2 separate regions of the Homo sapiens genome follow, and region 2 is linked to region 1. A link is an interaction called in ENCODE POLR2A ChIA-PET data of the cell type or tissue named here. Cell type or tissue: OCI-LY7. All regions are shown on one strand.

What was found. ChIA-PET counts read pairs that join two places held together with the same protein. Peaks named below come from ENCODE experiments on the same cell type or tissue, not always from the same donor. Only the 100,000 strongest peaks of a DNase experiment are listed, where the experiment ranks them.
Region 2: POLR2A ChIA-PET joins it to region 1 with 20 read pairs; 3 of 35 experiments call an interaction of 5 or more read pairs at or near these places.

What each region holds. Positions count from the first base shown.
Region 1 is chr3:9,753,583-9,756,082 of GRCh38, reverse strand. OGG1 (8-oxoguanine DNA glycosylase) reads right to left here. Exons shown (of 7, transcript NM_002542.6): 4 at 1,198-1,379. Among named protein-coding and RNA genes, the nearest start is that of OGG1, 4.9 kb to the right of the region's middle. In OCI-LY7, no CTCF peak of the experiment used is centred here; no DNase peak of the experiment used is centred here; H3K27ac peaks cover 1,303 bases.
Region 2 is chr3:9,415,819-9,418,318 of GRCh38, reverse strand. The region is part of intron 1 of SETD5 (SET domain containing 5); the gene reads right to left. Among named protein-coding and RNA genes, the nearest start is that of SETD5, 19 kb to the right of the region's middle. In OCI-LY7, no CTCF peak of the experiment used is centred here; no DNase peak of the experiment used is centred here.

The DNA.
Region 1 (2,500 bases):
GGCCTCCCAAAGTGCTGGGATTACAGGCGTGAGCCACCATGCGCGGCCTATGAATACACTGAAATTGCTGTAATAAGAGGTGCTACTAGCTGAACACCTATGTGGGCCAGGTTATCATAACCTGGGAAGAAGGTATTACCACACCCACTTTACAGACAAGAAAACTGAGGCTTTGAAAGGTGAAGTGACCTGGCCAAAGTCACATGGCTGAGAATAGGCAGAACCAAGATTTAATGTTAGGCTGTAGTCCAAAGCCCATCAAAAAAAAATCTTTAAGCAAAAATTCATTTTTTAAACTACAGAGAAGTATAAAGAAAAAAAAAGGCTGGGTGCAGTGGCTCACGCCTGTAATCCCAGCACTTTGGGAGGCTGAGGCAGGTGGATCTCGAGGTCAGATTGAGACCATCCTGGCCCAACATGGTGAAACCCCATCTCTACTAAAAATACAAAAATTAGCTGGGTGTGGTGGCGCATGCCTGTAATCCCAGCTAATCTGGAGGCTGAGGCAGGAGAATAGCTTGAAGCCGGGAGGCGGAGGTTGCAGTGAGCCGAGATTGCACCACTGCACTCCAGCCTGGCAACAAAGCAAGACTCCACCTCAAAAAAAAAAAAAAAAAGACAAATGCCTAATTTCCAGTCATCTTATTGCCAGTTAACCCTATTGACATCAAGCAAAAAGTTTTGTCAGTACATGTCATTTTACGAAAGGAACAAAATGTGGCCGGGAGCAGTGGCTCATCCCTGTAATTCCAGCACTTTGGGAGGGCAAAGCAGGAACACTGCTTGAGGGCAAGAGTTTAAGACCAGCCTAGGCAACATTGTTAAGAGCCTATTTCTACCAAAACAAACAAACAAACAAAAAACCGAAAAGAAGAAATATCTTCCCATTTGTCTCCCCCAAGGAAACTATTATTTAGTTTCCTGCAATTTCCTTCTGGAAATTGCTGCATATATATAGCAGCATATATGTGTTGCATCTGAACAAATGGTCTTTCTAGAAATTCATTCAAAGGGCTATATCCTTTCTACTCTTTCTGCACTCTGCTTTTTTCTCTCATAAAACATCTACTTATATCCTTTCTCCTTCCTGCTCTGCCTCCGGAAGCCAAGCCTCCACCCAGCTCCCAGGCTTGGCTCATTTCCTGCTCTCCTCTTAGTGTCAGTAGAGAGGGCAGCTCCTACCCCCTGGGGCCTCACCTTGGTGCCCACTCCAGGCAGGATGCAGAGGGCCTTGTGGGCCTCCTCATATGAGGACTCTCGTAGCTGCTGCAGCCAGGCTAGCCCGCCCTGTTCTTCCAGGATGGCTCGGGCACTGGCACTCACGTAACGGGCACGATAGCCCAGGCCCAGCTTCCTGAGATGAGCCTCCACCTCTGGCCCTGCGGGGAGTGAGGAGGAGGGCAAGCATCAGGCATCTTCAAGTTCTTCCTGTCCTTAGGCTAGTAAGTGAGCTCTCTACCTCACAAGAGTGCTTTTCCTAAGTTCCCCTCCTACCTCCCCACCCTCTATGGGATAGTGGACACTTTTATGTGCAAGGGAAAGGGTTAGGCCTGGGTCCTGTCCCTCTACACATGTTTTCTGAGCACCTGCTATGAATTGGCCCCGGAGCCCAAGTCTAGTCCAGGGACTGAGGACTTGCTTCCCTTGAGGAGCTCCCCAACTGAGTTCCTTAACCTTTCCGAAAGAGTGTTCACACTCATGATCTAAAAAAATAACCACAATATAGCAACAGCTTCTATGATCAAGTGCTAGGCAACATGCTTCAGATATATTATCATGCTTACTTTTCCCAAGAACCCCACTGACAGTACTGCTGTTTTCCCATTTTACATGTGGAGAAAATGAGGGCTTAGAAGAGGTTAACTTACTTAAGAAAGGACATGGGGGAGATAAGATCTTGCACCTAGGTCTGGGACACCAAGACCTGTGCTTTTTCTTTTTTTGACACAGGGTCTTGCTCTGTCACCCAGGCTGGAATGCAGTGGCACAATCTCAGTTCACTACAGCCTTGACCTCCTAAGGCTCAAGCGATCCTCCCACCTCAGCCTCCTGAGTAGCTGAGACTACAGGCTTGTGTCACCATGCCTGGCTAATTTTGTTTATTTTTTGTAGAGATGAGGTCTCACTATGTTGCCCAGGCTGGTCTCAAACTCCTGGGCTCAAGCCATCCTCCCACCTTGGGCTCCCAAAAGTGCTGAAATTACCAGCATGAGCTACCCCACCTGGCTAACGCCGTGCTCTTAACCCATTACACTACACTGCCTCATGATTGCTTTATTCACTCCCAAAGCCCTTCTAGATAGAAACTGTTATTCCCATTCTACAAACAAGCTAAGAGAAGCCGGAAGAGGTGAATGACTTTCTTGAGGCCTTATGACTAACTAAGCCAGGAGCTGAGACTCAAGAACAGGTTTCTTTTTTTTTTTGTTGAGACAGAGTCTCACTCTGTCGCCCAGGCTGGAGTGCAGTGGCACGATCTCGGCTCACTGCAAGCTTCGCC
Region 2 (2,500 bases), 340 kb after region 1:
CCATCTGTAATCTAGCTGGCATCTGTAGAGGTCTGACTGCAAATGCAAATAAACTAGAAGATTTGAGTGCTTCGTTTCAAACAAATTATCAAAACTCTGTTCTAGCACTTTGGGAAGCCGAGGCGGGAGGATCACAAGGTCAGGAGATCGAGACCATCGTGGCTAACACGGTGAAACTCCGTCTCTACTAAAAATACAAAAAAAAAAAAAATTAGCCGGGAGCGGTGGCAGGCGCCTGTAGTCCCAGCTATTCGGGAGGCTGAGGCAGGAGAATGGCGTGAACCCGGGAGGCGGAGCCTGCAGTGAGCCGAGATCGCGCCACTGCACTCCAGCCTGTGCGACAGAGCAAGACTCCGTCTCAAAAAAAAAAAAAAAACAAAACTCTTGTTCTAGCAGTTCTGCCTCAGAAGTTTAAAATATGATGCTTCATTTTTAATCACCTTTGGAAAGAAACCTAGACACTGTAAGAGACTTATTTTAGAATATGTGGGGAAAAAAATAAAGAATAAAATAATTAAAAAAAAAAAAAGACTTGGCCAGGCGCAGTGGATCCCGCCTATAATCCCAGCACTTTGGGAGGCCGAGGCGGGCGGATCACGAGGTCAGGAGATCGAGACCATCCTGGCTAACATGGTGAAACCCCGTCTCTACTAAAAATACGAAAAATTAGCTGGGCATGGTGGTGGGCGCCTGTAGTCTCAGCTACTTGGGAGGCTGAGGCAGGAGAATGGCGTGAACCCGGGAGGCGGAGCTCGCAGTGAGTGGAGATCACGCCACTGCACTCCAGCCTGGGCGATAGAGCGAGACTCCGTCTCGGGGGGAAAAAAAAAAAAAAGACTTATCTATACTGATTTACTAAAAGACAGGAGACAAAATATGGACTTCACTTTCATCATAGGAACAAAATCACTTGGTATACTCCATTATGACACCCACATGGTCCAAATCCATGCCCTGGCCAAATGAGGGAAAAAACCCTCTTTTTTGTTGTGCTGGCACTAGCACCTGACTGAAGAGCTATTCTCCTTTGAAATTTTTGGAGACTTTTAGCAAACCACATCAGTCGCCTCCCTATGATTTCAAGGTAGCATTATATAATAGCAGTGAACTGGTCTCACTACCTCTGGGGTGTGAACCCTCCAATCTACTCTATATTCTTCCATGATGTTATCCCTTCTAGAGCATAACTTTGGTTACTATCATTGCATTATCTGAAATCTACAAATAATGGTTTCCTTAATGCTTATTGGGCTAGTCCAAACTCCTGTGCCTGAATGGAACAAGAACATTTTTGTTAATTAGCTACTAACCTGTTTCCTTCTCCTTCAAAACTTTGTTTACACTATTCATGCTTTTATTTTTTATCTTAAAAAAAAAAAACTTTATGGTGAAAAACTTCAAATAAATATAAAACCAGAGAAAACCCAATGTTCCCTACCCAGCTTTAATCAACAATCAATTCATGGCCAATCTTATTTTATCTATAACCTCTCTTCCTTCCAGGATTAGTCTACAGCAAAATCCCCAAAATACCAGTTGTGTCTATGACATCTGGTGGGTGGAGCTATCCCTTGTTTATCCTTATAATGGGTATAAGGATACATAAGAGGGGCATGTTTATCATAATGATAGGTCATGGTGATAAGAAATCAAAGGTCATAATTCTTTAGCAAAAGTTCCAATGAACAAGAAGCTTATGCAATTCAACAATTGCTAGATTTGCTGAGTAATGCTTAGGTTTTACAATTATACACTTGTGGTTATTAAAAAAAGTCTTAATCATTGAAATATTTTAAGAAAAAAATCACTGTAAACTATTTTTATGACACGAGTTTGTTGATAAATTTCTTGCATTCTTGGGAGCAAGAGCTAACTGCAAGTACATACATGACCCACAGCTGCGACACAGCATTCCTATATTTGCTATATGCCAATATACAAAAATGAATGACACAGGAGAAACACCCCAAAGCAGGCAGACAGTGAGTGTGATATTCCATAAATCTGTGTACTAAAGATAAGGACTGATTATATCACAAAAGTGACGGCTCACATTTGAGGTAGATGGCCAGCTGTTCTTATTTTTAGTGAGCAATCTCTTAGAGTACTTGGAGTCTTAGAGTGCTGACAGAAGACTGAGGGCAAAAAGGCTCACCCACTCTGAGGCACACCTTCCAATGGAAAAATGAGTCAATAATAACACTGAGTGTCACAAACCAAAAATATTTTGGATGCACGTGGAAGATTCCTATTTGAACCACAAAAAAATTACAAAGAAAGTAGCCAGGCATGGTGGTGCACACCTATAGTCCCAGCTACTCAGGAGGCTGAGGTGGGAGGATGGCTTGAGCTCGGTGGGTGGCTTGCAGTGAACTGAGATTGCGCTGCTGCACTCCAGCCTGGGCAACAGAACCAGAGCCTGTCTTTAAAAAAAAAAAAAAGTTCAACAGCAATGGGGCTGGGCAGGGTGGCTCACACCTGTATCCTAGCGCTTTGGGAG